Regions from separate parts of the Homo sapiens genome. Here all the other regions are linked to region 3. The links are chromatin contacts, found by Hi-C or POLR2A ChIA-PET in ENCODE. All regions are on one chromosome and are shown on one strand. The core of a region is the stretch at or near the end of the contact, and the rest is flanking DNA. Distances in the headings are between cores, read along the strand shown.

Region 1 (3,222 bases), core at 649-3,148, 550 kb after region 3:
ATGCAATTCTTCCCTTACTCTAAGCAATCATCCAGGTGCTTAAATTTCCTACCATCATTTTGTTTTTAGAATTGAAACATAGCCTCATGGAAGACATTTAAGATGACACCTAGAAGGACCCATTGGTCCCAGTCATCATTCTTGTTTGGTTTGTTTTATTAGATTAATACGAAAGAAAGTGGAGCCCTGAGTGTATGGCACACATGTCCGGTGAGTATTGATCAAAGGTAGGAAGTCAAGAATGAGCTTGCCTCTGCAGTAGGCCATGTCTAGGTCCATTCCCATAACCCTGAGGGCATGGTTACCTGGGTTGCAGCTCTCAAACAAGGAAAGGGTTATGTTTAAAGGACACTTGAAGATAAACTGAAGATACTCCCCATGTGCTTTATAATATTTCTAAAACCTGGCTCTGAGCTCCAGCATCTTATCTAAAATTGTTAGTTTTTTGAAAGATAAGTTTATCTTTTCTATCAGAATAGCTAATAATCATATAATACTTATTTTTGGCTTACTGTGTTTTGAGCAGTGTGTTAAGGCTAATGCCTATGTTTTGGTTTCTTCAAGCCTAAGAAAAAACATTGAGGTTATCGCTTTATACGTGAGGAAACTGAAGCTTAGAGTATTATTTATTTATTTTATTATTTATTTATTTATAGAGACAGGGTCTTGCTCTGTCATCCAGGCTGGAGAGCAGAAGCATGATCACAGCTCACTGTAGCCTCAAACTCCTGAGTTGAAGGGATCCTCCTGCCTCAGCCTCCTGAGTAACTAGGACTACAGGTGCGACACCACACCTGGCTAATTTTGTTTTTTGTAGAGAAGGGGTCTCACTATATTGCTGACATTGGTCTTGAACTCCTGGCCTCAAGTGATCCTTCTGGCTAGAACATTTAAATAATTTATTCAAAGCCCTAAAGCTAGTGGAGAGTCTAGATGGAAATTTGCAAAAGATCTACCTGCCTGCTTATAATAAAAAATCCATGAGAGCAGGCATCGTCCTTGTATCTCTGTATCCTTTAAAGTGCCTGTGCCTTCGGTGCAGATTGCCACTGATAACTGTTTATTCAATTGAGTGAACAGGACTTTCCTACATTGGACTGTGAGTTATCCCACAAATGGAAAGTAAATTAAACATCAAGGTGCTTTGTACAGATAATGAACACTAGCATTAACTAACACAAAACCAAAACCCCATTAAGTTTTCTTTAAATTAGTCTGATAGTTGAGGCCAAAATGCATTCTGACATGAAATAGCACGGATTGCTTTTAGATCTCTCATAATGCACACCTTTTAGTTGTATGGTTCCTAGTAAACATGCAGGTGTATTTTTGTTGTTGAGATCATTTAAGTTTTGCCTGGTAAATGTCCTAATCTTTGTATTCTCCAAGGCATCCGTGTGAAACCCAGGGCCATCCTAAGCAATATGAGATATCTGGCTACATTCTGATAGCTTTATTTTCCACCGTAACTAATTCCAATTTACTTGCCAACAACTTCAGACATCAGCTGGAGGGGAAAAGAGGATTTAGGGGTGGAGATGTATTTTAAATAATATTTAATAAGATTTGTTTTTGTAATTGGAAAATAAAGAGCATTTCTCTGGGGATATGCCTATGTTGCAGAAGAACTGGCTCAGGACACGTTTTGTAAATGGCTCTCCTTTCTGTGGCCATTCAATTCAAAGGTTTTGGGGTAAAATCTATGGAAGGAAATTCACGCAGGAAAGAGGGTGGAGATGGAAAAAAAAAGTTCATGCTTAAGTCACAGTCTATGGATAAGAAAGAATTTGAATATTAATGCATAACCTTGAGAATTAAATGCTCTGTCCAGCAACCTTACAAGCTGACAGCTGGCTGGGGGCTGATAAGGAACACTGGGTGGGGGGTAGGTTCTGGGAGGGACTAGTTCCCAGAGCAGGCTCTCATCCCTGGCTGGCATTAGAAAGAATTACAAAGCATGATTCAGAATCTAATTTTGTCAGCTGGTGATTGGCTCCCACGAGGCTCTGGCCTCACAATGCGTTGTATTAAGTAATGGGAATTGGGCTGTGCTCTTGTTCTCTGCTTCATGCCTGCCACCCTACTCTCCTTCACAGTGCTTCCCATGTCTCCTGCGTATACTTAGGTGTGCTTGCTTGCATCCGCATTCCAAAAGGCATTTCTAAATACCTTCACAATACACAGATGCTAACCACACAGAAGGATGCCAACACCACATTGTTTCTTTGTATTTAAATTTATTTTAGTCTTGGGCTGCATTGAACAAATCAACAACACCTTGTTAGGATAGGCAAAACCCAGATAAGAAAATACACAGTTTAAATTAAACCTCTCCATTTGCCAACCCCTATTTAGTGGCTCAGTGCAAGAGAAGCTTGTAGCATGGGTAAAAGAGTCAGCCTCCATGCAAAAATATCAAATAAACACATGGTGTGGTGTGAGACATCATTGGGTTTCTGTCTGCTTCAAAGAAACAGCATTGAATGAAAATGGACTCTACAACTTGTTTTTCTTTTGTAGCCAAATGTCTGATACCTGTCAAAACGTCTGTTTATCCTTTATGATATGACTTATATCACCAGTGATGAAACTCATTTTAAAGGTAGTAATTTGCACAATTACAAAAGGTGGCGTTATGTGTTCAGAGGACATATAATACGGGTTTTGTTATTCTCTTATGTAACTGGACAGGAGTTAGTTTATCAAAGAGTTATGTAACAGGATCATTTTCCATTCATTTTAAGACTTCAAGAACTTCGTTACTCTCTCTGGGTTCCAGAACATACAAAAATTATAATTAATGGGCAAAGGTAATATGTTCAGTGGACAGAATATTTTCAGTTTATGAAACATTTCTAAGAATGTTTTTTTCCTCAAAATTAAATCACAGGATTCTTTCCCTCATTCTGAAACAATTTTCCTAAAATAAATTTGAGACCCCCCCAATAAAAAATTGAACGATTTTAGTTTCATGCTGTCCTTTTCTTATCTTCAGGCTATGCTTGTTTCAGATAGAACAGCCAGCCCCTTGTTGAAGAAAAAGGGCCTTTACAGGATATCAGAAGACCTTAATTCTATTTTTGCTCTGGCATGAACTAGCCATGGCCATGTAAGTCACTTTCTGGACCAATTTCCTCGTTTGTAAGGTTGAGGGAATTGACTAGGTCAGAAGACAAACACTCTTGGCTGGCAAGCAACTTCCAGATGTGTTTCCTATGGCAA
Region 2 (3,104 bases), core at 120-2,619, 830 kb after region 3:
TTGCCATAATTTTTAAAGATATTGTTTATCTGGTTAAGTAAATCATTGTTTTTCCTATTATTGCTAAAGATATCTGTATATGTATATTTACATATATATATTTAGCCACAAGTGAATGCTAATTTTATCCAAACACTCTTTTTCATATCTATTTAGATAATCATATAGGTTTTTTCTTTTAATATGTTAATAAAGTAGATAATATAATCTTACTTTCTAATGTTAAACTAATTGTATTCCTGGGATAAAACCAACTTAACCAAAAATTATTTACTTTTTTTTTTTTTTTTGAGACAGAGTCTCACTCTGTTGCCCAGGCTAGAGTGCAATGGCATAACCTTGGCTCACTGCAATATCCGCCTCCCAGGGTTAAGCAATTCTCCTCCCAAGGAGCTGTGATTACAGACATGCGCCACCACACCCGGCTAGTTTTTGTATTTTTAGTAGAGATGGGGTTTCACCATGTTGGCCAGGCTGGTCTCAAACTCCTGACCTCAAGTGATCTGCCTACCTCAATCTCCCAAAGTGTTGAGATTACAGGCGTAAGCCACCACGCTTAGCCTAAAAAAAGTTTACTTTTAATGTATTATAGAATTTGATTTGACAGATACTATTTAATATTTTTATATCTGTGTTTATAAGTGACACTAGACAGTAAGTTTAATACTCTCCTTGTCTGATTTTGATATTGACATTTCCCTAATCTCAAAAAATCAGCTGTGAGATGTTTCCTCTTTTTCTGTATTCTGAGAGTTTTTGTAAGATTGGAGTTAGCCATTTATAAAATTTTTGGTAAAACTTGTTATTTAGTATTTGATAAAATAAGGATAGATTACTTTTTAAATAACAGTTTTAGATTAACAGAAAACTTGAAAAGATAGTCAGAATTGCAATGGGCTTTGCATCATTTCCCTTATTATTAACAGGTTATATTAATATGGCATATTTGTCACAACTAATGAACCTATATTGACCCATATTATTAATTTAGGTTGTTAATTTATTCAGATTTCCTCAGATCTTACCTAATGTCTGTTTTCTGTTCCAGCATCTGATCTGGGAAACCACACTGCATTTAGTTATCATGACTTATTTGGCTGTGACAAATTCCCAGACTGTCCTTCCTTGACAGTTTTGGAGAGTACAGTTCAGGTAATTTTGTAGACTATCTCCTATTGGCATTTGTGTGGTGTTTTCCTCATGATTAGACTGGGGTTATTAGTTTTTTAGGAGAAAGAGCTTAAGGAGAAAATGTTGCATCATATGAAGGTTACACAGTATCAACATGATTTATTCATTGTTGATGTTGACCTTGCTAACCTGGCTGAGGCAGTCTTTGTCAGGCATATTCTTTTCTTCTTTTAAAAGTAGAAGAGTCTTTTGCAAAGTGTGGACCATGAGTCAGAACATTCACGTCATCTGGGAGTTTGTTAGGAATGCAAAATCTCAAACTTCATCACAGATAACTGAAACAGAATATGCAGGTTTACCAGATCCTATGTGATTCATATTTTTTTTTTTAGACGGAGTCCCACTTTGTCATTCAGGCTGGAGTGCAGTGGCACAATGTTGACTCACTGCAACCTCTGACTCCTGGTTTCAAGTGATTCTCCTACCTCAACCTCCCAAGTAGCTGGAATTACAGGCATGTGTCACTACCCCCAGCTAATTTTTGTATATTTAGTAGAGACAGGGTTTCACCATGTTGGCCAGGCTGGTCTCAAATTCCTGACCTCAAGCCATTCACCTGCCTTGGCCTCCCAAAGTGGTGGGATTACAGGAGTGAGCCACTGTGCTCAGTCTCATATTCTTTTTAACATTTGAAAGAACTGCTTTAAGATAATCTAGAGCAGATTTTATCAAACTTTTTTTATAGAGAGCCCAATAACAAACATTTTCAGCTTTGTGAGCTATAGGTTCTTTGTCACAACTTTTCGATTCAGCCCTTTTAGGAGAAAGTATCCAAAGACAATGCATAAATGGCATAGAGTTTAAGTCCTTACTTAACTTCGTCAATAAATTCTTGGAAACTATGTGTATTAGCCTGTTCTCATGCTGTTAATAAAGACATACCTGAGAGTGGGTAATTTATAAAGGGAAGAGGTTTAATTGACTCACAGTTCCACACGTCTGGGGAGACAACGAATCATGGCAGAAGGCGAACGAGGTGCAAAGGCATGTCTTACATGGTGGCAGGCAAGAGAACATGTGCAGGGTAACTGCCCTTTATAAAACCATCAGATCTCACGAGACTTATTCACTATCATGAGAACAGGATGGGGGAAACAGCCCCATGGTTCAATTCTCTCTACCTGGTCCCTCCCATGACAGGTGGGGATTATGGGAACCACAATTCAAGATGAGATTTGGGTGGGGACACAAAGTCTAACCATATCACTATGACTTTAAGTGAAACAACATACGGCAGGTCCTCAAATAACATTTCTTTTTTCAAAGCCTAATGATAAGGAAAAAACATGTTTTTTTTATAAGTGGTTTTGCTTAAAGTTACATTTTCAAAGAACCTATTGGTGACTTACTGTATTTTTTTTGGAAAAACTTATAGACACTAAAATTTGAATTTGAAATTGGAAATAAAATGAAAACTTGAAATGTGTTGTGAAATATTCTTATTACCTCTTAAAAATTTAAAAAACATTTCAAATAAAAATTTTAAAACCTTTAAAAATTATTTTAAAGCATTTATTTCAAACATTTAAAAAATTAAAAACAATTTCTGTTTTGCAGAGGCTTTGGGCTCTGCCAAAATAGGCATCCAGTTGGAGTTGGCCCATGGGCTTAGCTAGGCCATCACTGATACAGTGGCTTTTCTTTGGATCCTGCCAGCTGCTAGCTCTACCTGATTAGTAGCTTTTAAAGATGATTTTCATGAAAAGGTAACACTGTGACTCTCATTCAGAAATATAAAGTGAACATGTATCAGATATTTTATTTAATCCATTAATTAAATGAGAAAACTGAAAAAGATGTTAAAACTGGCTCAAAGAAAAAAAAATCCAAAAACAGATATATTTCTAAATCAGGAATATTGAAAACTTAAAATGGACACAAAGTCACCTTTTTCAGAGGAAGATTTGCCTCTC
Region 3 (3,483 bases), core at 864-3,363:
TTTTATTTTCTATCATCCTTGTATTATCATGAGCCTTTGACAAGTCAGGAAATACTTGACGGTGTTCCTTCTCACAATGGTCAGTCAGGAAAGCCAGTAGCCGGGGGCTTAGCAGAGCATGATGCTGGACTTCACTGAGCCTCAGCCTCCTCATCTGAAAGTGAAGAGGTTTGCCTAGATGCCAAATTCACTCCTGGTTCTAAGTTTCAACAATCCCACCCAAGTGCTGCTTGTGGTGGAGGCTTACAAGCTGCACTGAGCTCTCACCATTGCTTTGCCTCCTTCTCTGATCCCTGCTCACCAGAGAGCAGGAGTAACCAGCTTGTGGCTTTTACACACCTTTAAAAATATCATTATCCGTGATGTCCATTTACCACAGTTGCTTTTTAGACTGAGAAATAAAAATCAGATTTGTTAAAATATAGTATATGGCGAAGAAACTATTGACAGTGGTGAAAAAACAAAAAGCCACCCTTTTCTGTGATAATTGCTTTTAATTAGCTTTTGGAGCTCACTAGAAAAAAGATCCCCACCCCCCAAAAAAGATTTTATAGGATAATACATTTTCATTCAAAGGATAATATTATCAAGACTTTGCTGTCATTATTTTGCAAAGAATACCTGGTGACCTAAAGCTGAGAAAAGGAAGGCACAAGGTTCTGTATGGTGGGATTTATCATTCAGGTAAATAACTGTGGACTCTTCTCTTCAGGACTTTTAAATATTTAGCAAGTCAATCAACATCTCCTACTGCCACTTACCTTCATATAATTCCACTCCTAGCTTACTAACGCATGTTGCTGTGATTCAAAACTGTTCACTCGTTTCCCCAAAGTGACCAATAGTCACCCAAGGGGACCTCACCCCAAAATCTTCTGACTTGACTTAAATTAACAATGTTATGGAATCCACCATTCCAGGCCTGTTCTCCATTCCCTTTCGGCTTTGCCACCTTAGACCTTTATCGGCCTTAGACCTTTCTTGTTAATATTGAGTCCGTTTTGCCCAAGATTCAGTTAATTTGGAATGCTTTAGAATAAAGCCCTGGGTGTGTGAATCACCTCATAGCCAAAGCGTGAGGCTAGGTTTTTGTTTTTTTAGGAGCCACATGCAGCTGCGTGGATGCTCATAGTACCTACTTGAGGGCAGCAGGGCATGACTTAGCAAAGCTGTGCAGTGCATGACAGGACCTGCAGAGCAGTGCTGCACTGGCAGCTGCAAGGGGCAGGTCGCTGTAGCAGGCTGAGCTTGCCTCTCAAAACCAAATGGTCGGTTTGCTGCTGCTTCTTTAATTTGCCCTTTTAAAATGTATATTGGCCAGGTGCAGTGACACACACCTGTAATCCCAGCACTTTGGGAGCCCAAGGCAGGCGGATTGCCTGAGTCTAGGAGTTCAAGACCAGCCTGGGCAACATGGTGAACCCCCATCTCTATAAAAAGTATAAAAATTAGCCAGATGTGGTGGCTTGTGTCTGGAATCCCAGCTACTCTGGAGGCTGAGGTGGGGGGATCACTTGAGCCCAGGAGGTTAAGGCTGCAGTGAGAGTTGTGATCATGCCACTGAACTCCACCATGGGTGGCAGAGTGAGACCCTGTCTCAAAAAAAAAAAAAAAAAAAAACAATTCGCTGATGTTAAAATTCCTCTGGGATCATTTGTGTGTGCGTAAGAAAGGAGAAAAGCTAGTTGAAGAAAGGCTATGACTTTAGCTTAGGTTCAGTGTCCCCAGGCTTTCATCTTCTTTATCCTTAGATCCTCTCATGATTGGGATTTTATGAGCAACCAATTTGATTCCATTTTAACAGTCATTTTATACAGTGAAAGCCTAAGAATATCCAGTTCCTTTTTAGAAAAAAGAACTAATTACATGTATTAACATATGTTTATTTTGAGTGCAGCACGAGTAGTCTTTGTACCCAAACAGTTGAAGTCAAACTGTTCCATGTGTCAACTCGAGGAAGCGAGCACAGCCCGTTAGCCTAGAGATGCCCTCTGCATCTCTGTCTTGAGCACTGATTTTAACTTGTTCTTCTTATCTGCCCCTCAAAGGTAGCTGAGAAGTTTTCTTTTCTTGCATTGTTGTGGTTCTGAAGAGAAAGCTTCATGACGTGTGGTGTGGTCGGTTACTGGTGTCTATCACACTGCACTTGGTCTACCTTGCATTCGTCAAACTGACTCACAGAAGGAAAGCCCCACAGCTAGAGGGAGAAAGTTTGTGTGTATGAGCCTTTGCTTTATTTTTGTCATGCTATTTTTAGTTTTAGCCTTATAGGGCATTTATAGCCAAATTTTAGCAATCCTTGTTTCCATGTATGTCTTTCACATATTTTCTAGCCCAGTCATAGTTGAACTCTGCATGTGAAGCAAAATTCTTTAATTGTTTTTTAAAAAAAAAAAAACCTATGAGGCGGCAAGGCTGCCTTTTTGTTGTGTGAACAATGCCGAAACACTCAACTGTAAAGGGATATCTCTGTATTCCATGAGGCACTGCATCTTTAGGCTGCAACATGAAAAGCAGGAGAGAGGAAACCAGTGTTTGTACTTTATCTAGAAACTCACACTCATGAGTTAAATCAAGGGTTTTCTATATTGTTTGAGGAGTACAAGTGTTTTTAATAAAGGAAAAGTTTTGCTATCATTGCTCTTTAGAACAGCTAAAAATTTTGTTGTTTTAATTTGTGAAGATTCTAAGAGATCAACCTGAGATGACATTGCAAGAAACCAGCAAAACAGGTTTGAGGTGACCTGGGCAACTCTGAGTTTTCTGCAGTCTTTGGGAATTAAACAGGAATCATCAGTTCTTATACATCAGTTCTTAATCTAAATTAAGAAATTTAGATTTGTGTATGATTTTACTCTCTTTTTCTACATTAGGTCACAATTTCCTGTTAGTGCAGGAAACAACTGCAAAGAGTATCTTCCCATTGTGTTGGGCTTAAATTTTTGTTTACCTTTATTATAAATAACACCAAAACAATAAAACAATTGACCTATCCTGAAACTTACTAGTGATAAGGAATACTGAAATTGAATTAAAACCATGTGTTTCTGTCGCCTAATAAATGTTAATCTACTTTAGAGAAATTATATTATTTTCACTGTTAGTACATGAGTGTAGTACGTTTTTACAAAAACAAAGGCATATACAGTATCATCAACAAGAGCGTAGAAGAAAATAGGATTAGTGATTTCCAGTTCTCTGCTTAACTCACTGCTCAACAGTTTCCTTCTTGAGTAGATTTGTAAACCCAAGACCAGAAACTAATGAATGATGGTGTTTAGATTTTTAAAAATTTTTAGACCAAGTTTGAAAAATGGGATAGTTTATATAAAAATTACTGTTTCTGACTCCTTTTGAACAAAGATCTAGCAACACTGTGCCTATAAACATGAAACAGTCCCCTAAAACCATGGGGGGCTGCTTGCTGTTGACTGGGCTGTGGTGTGGGTTCCCCATGCCGTTGCACCAGCAGTGGATGAATAT
Region 4 (3,505 bases), core at 825-3,324, 580 kb before region 3:
AAGGCTGAAGTAAGTTATGTGATTCTAGACACAAGGGTCATTCTTCTATGTTGTCTTTCTTCCTAGCCTAGGATTAAATTTGGTTCAGAGCTATCTACAAAATAAATGGTTGAGGCACCTGCTCATGATCCTCTGGCAGGAAAAAATTCTAATTAATCTCTGGGGTGAGGGGTTATAACTCTAACTAGTCTGGTTAAATTAGAAATAAGCTTGCAATGAATTATATGTCTAGCTTCAAAGTTTTATTTTAAACGTAATTGACTGATAATACACAGCTGACTCTTGAACAGCATGGATTTGAACTGTGCAGGCCCACTTATATACAAGTTTTCAATGAAAGTTACACTGAGTGTGCCTGCCTCTCCTGTTTCCCCTTTCATCTCCTTCATCTCTTCCTCCTCTGCCACCCCTGAGAGAGCAAGACCTATTTCTCATCTTCCTCCTCCTCTTCAGCCTATTCAATGTGAAGATGATGAGACTGAAGACCTTTATAATGACCCAGTACCACCTGATGGAAAGTAAATATATTTTATCTTCTGTAGGATTTTCTTAATAACATTTTCCTTTCTCTAGCTTACTTTATTATAAGGCTACAGTAGATAATACACATAACATACAAAATATGTGTTAATCAACAGTTTATGTTATTAGTAAGGCTTCTAATCAACAGTAGGCTATTACTAGTTAAGTTTTGAGGGAGTCTAAAGTTATACACAGATTTTAGACTGTACAGGGGGTCAGTCCCCCTAACCCCTGCTTTGTCCACGTGTTAGCTAAGAATAAAAAGCAGTTGTGTCTCCCATCAGTCCTTTCCTTGTCTTTTGCTTTTAATGCCTTCGTGTAGCTCATCAGCAACAGCCTGGGTTCTTTCCACTCGCACTCTTGTCTGAAGTCTACCTTCAGTTCCTAGGCATTCCATATGCCCATCACCCAGTTGCTGTGAAGGTTAGATGCCAAATGGCTTCCAGCCACTCTTTCCCCAGAGGACTACTTTCAGTGCAGAAGGGGTGTCTTGCCAGGAAAGTTTTGTCTTCCCTCTGTGTAACCATGGACAAACAGCCAGTGACTGAGTGATATAGGGACATAAATCTGTGATACGGCTTATGTTTTAGAGCTCTCCCTATGGGATCTGCCTGAGGCTAGACCTTACCTAAGACCACATCCTTGCAATCCTTTCTCATCCCTTTTAATCCCCTTGAGGGTTTACCCTGAAGAGTGCTTTCTCGGTACATCACACACACAGAGGGATCCCTGTCCTAGGCTCTGCTTTGAGCCTGCACTTCCTGTGCTGTGATTTGATAGTCTCTGTACTAATTCCATCTTCCCTTCCCTTGTTTTTCAAACATTTCACATCCCTTATTGTGTGTGAGTCATTGCTTTTATGTGGCCCAACATCAGGAAGCTGTAGGTAAGACTATTAGTGCTCACTTTAATTATTTCTTTAGAAGTCATTCTGGGTCTGAAGATCATTACACCCAACTTCAAAGCAATCTTGACTCATATTTCATCCAGTCTATTTCACAATTCTGCAAAAGTAGGAATAAAATAGAATTTCCATGCTTTCTCCAATAAGGATCTTTAAATAAATAACATATTCATAAAGTTCTCCCAAGATTCTATTGTACACAAATACCAAGTACAACTTGTAGTTGTACTTAAAAAAGAGTAGTTGCGTTTAAAAAAAGAAGTTGACATCAACTCATAACTCTAGCATGTCTATTCCTGAAAGCAGAAACAATACTTGAGGCTAAGGAAATAAAACAGAATTAGGTTAGTTAGTTAGCTTGTGTTATTAAAGTTAACTTTAGATCCCTCCTAAGATGAATCACTTATTCACCCTCTACTGACACAATTTGTTATTTTGAAGAAGAGAGAGTTTAGGAGCTAAGAAATGGTTTATTTTAAAATATCTTTTTAATAGTGGTGAGCTTTTGAGCTAACCATAAAACTGCTGTACAATAAAGATGCTCATTAAGATAACAAAGGTAGGGCGATTAAAGTGAAACTGTGAGCTGCATCCTCTGTATCTGTATATGAGTCGTTAGGAAAATCCTCGTGACAGCAAACCAACAGAATAGGCAATAGGTGGTGCTGTTGCTATGTGTAATGCCTAGCAAAAGACAAGATGACGCATAAGGGGAAAATATTTGCCAGAAAGAGCACAAGACAAAAACATACCCCTAACTTCTGAATTCTCCAAAAGATGGCAGTGTCATTTCTTTGTCTCTCTTGTCTGAGCTCCACCACTTATCATTGTCTTGTTGAACTGAAGTGCTCAATTTTTGTGTTCTAGGCCAAAGCTATGGCCAACGTGCCATTTTTATATGAAGGTTGAAAGGATTCAATAGATCTCTGATATTGCTCAGCTGATCCGAAAAGACATCCAAATGCAGAGGAGATACAGATACCCACTGGAACAGGGGTCTTTAAAAATAGAGGATGTCCAGAAACTCCTCAGAATACATTGATTTCTGTAACATTTGGTAGAATTATTCCACAGTTATCTTTTGGAAAAGAAATGAGAAATATTTGGGAATAGTTCTTGAAGTTTGTTATATGATCTGGCTCTGTGTCCCCATCAAATCTCATTTTGAACTGTAATCCTAGTTGTAATCCCCACATGTTGGGGGAGAGACCACATGGGAAGTGATTAGATCATGGGGGCAATACCCTCATGCTGTTCTGGTGATAGTGAGTGAGTTCTCACAAGATCTGGTGGTTTTATAAGAGGCATTTTCCCCTTTCACTCTACATTTCTCTCTCCTGCCACCATGTGAGGGAGAACATGTTTGCTTCCCCTTCCGCCATGATTGTAAGTTTCCTGAGGCCTCCCTATCCATGTGGAACTGTGAGTCAATTAAACCTCTTTTCTTTATGAATTACCCAGTCTCAGGTATGTCTTCATAGCAGCATGAGAACGGACCAATACAGTTTATAAAATAAAAAGATAATTTGCAATAAACTTCCATAAAATTCAAAATAGTTTTCAAAAGGAGCATTAGCTATGCTAAACAAAAAAGCAGCAATATGAACAGTTAATAAATAGCAAAGTCTCTTTAAAGTATTGCTTTAGGCATGCAGAATGGATTTTTTTCTTTTTTATCTGTGATGGGATTTATCATCCTAGTGTTAGTTTAGTCAAATCAGTCTTCATGGTTTAGAAAGATGTCCAGCTGTGAAAAGGAAGTCACCTTGGGATTAAAATTTGACACAAATGATCAACAAAATGGAGAATATTTTACCATATTGGACATGCATTTTCAGACAGATTTGTGGAGATAAATTGTTTCTGATTCCAGTGGTCACACAAGAAGATACTGGCCTCTTCAAACTAATTAATTGAGTATCTTCAATTATTGCTACCCCTTGAAGAGTTGCAAACAAAGAAAAATAAGTTGCATTGTACAGTATAGTGAGAAATAAGGAGCAACAAAAATGATGCCTCAGCTGGGCATGGTGGCTCACACCTCTAATCCCAGCAACTCTGGAGGCTGAGGCAAGAGGA

Evidence for each region. Hi-C counts contacts between places; a loop is a spot of excess contacts on that map. ChIA-PET counts read pairs that join two places held with the same protein, here RNA polymerase II (POLR2A). Pooled maps may share reads with other maps.
Region 1: a loop to region 3 is called in a map of mammary epithelial cell, with 3 times the contacts of the local background. The contact joins two enhancer-like sites. A Hi-C loop is called at or near these places in 2 of 168 maps with a recorded cell type or tissue (HepG2 and mammary epithelial cell), 1 of 37 single-sample maps with no recorded cell type and 4 of 50 pooled maps. POLR2A ChIA-PET finds 5 or more read pairs at or near these places in 2 of 52 experiments (A673 and WTC11).
Region 2: a loop to region 3 is called in a map of PC-9, with 4 times the contacts of the local background. The contact joins two enhancer-like sites. A Hi-C loop is called at or near these places in 2 of 168 maps with a recorded cell type or tissue (A673 and PC-9), 3 of 37 single-sample maps with no recorded cell type and 3 of 50 pooled maps. POLR2A ChIA-PET finds 5 or more read pairs at or near these places in 1 of 52 experiments (MCF 10A).
Region 4: a loop to region 3 is called in a pooled map, with 3 times the contacts of the local background. The contact joins two enhancer-like sites. A Hi-C loop is called at or near these places in 9 of 168 maps with a recorded cell type or tissue (A673, MCF 10A, PC-9 and 6 more), 13 of 37 single-sample maps with no recorded cell type and 25 of 50 pooled maps.

What each region holds. Positions count from the first base shown.
Region 1 is chr20:11,106,318-11,109,539 of GRCh38, forward strand. No RefSeq gene overlaps it. Among named protein-coding and RNA genes, the nearest start is that of LINC02871, 81 kb to the left of the region's middle. Within about 2 kb of position 1,899, at least 2 of the 41 ENCODE cell types and tissues checked have a DNase peak (open chromatin) inside an H3K27ac peak, as active enhancers do.
Region 2 is chr20:11,385,967-11,389,070 of GRCh38, forward strand. All of the region lies in intron 1 of LOC105372529 (a long non-coding RNA gene), which reads right to left. Among named protein-coding and RNA genes, the nearest start is that of LINC02871, 360 kb to the left of the region's middle. Within about 2 kb of position 1,370, at least 2 of the 41 ENCODE cell types and tissues checked have a DNase peak (open chromatin) inside an H3K27ac peak, as active enhancers do; they include PC-9, where a contact is called at or near this core.
Region 3 is chr20:10,556,743-10,560,225 of GRCh38, forward strand. All of the region lies in intron 3 of SLX4IP (SLX4 interacting protein), which reads left to right. Among named protein-coding and RNA genes, the nearest start is that of MIR6870, 91 kb to the right of the region's middle. RefSeq lists an enhancer at 2,001-2,380. Within about 2 kb of position 2,114, at least 8 of the 41 ENCODE cell types and tissues checked have a DNase peak (open chromatin) inside an H3K27ac peak, as active enhancers do; they include PC-9, where a contact is called at or near this core.
Region 4 is chr20:9,976,482-9,979,986 of GRCh38, forward strand. No RefSeq gene overlaps it. Among named protein-coding and RNA genes, the nearest start is that of PARAL1, 8.1 kb to the right of the region's middle. RefSeq lists an enhancer at 940-2,139. Within about 2 kb of position 2,075, at least 2 of the 41 ENCODE cell types and tissues checked have a DNase peak (open chromatin) inside an H3K27ac peak, as active enhancers do.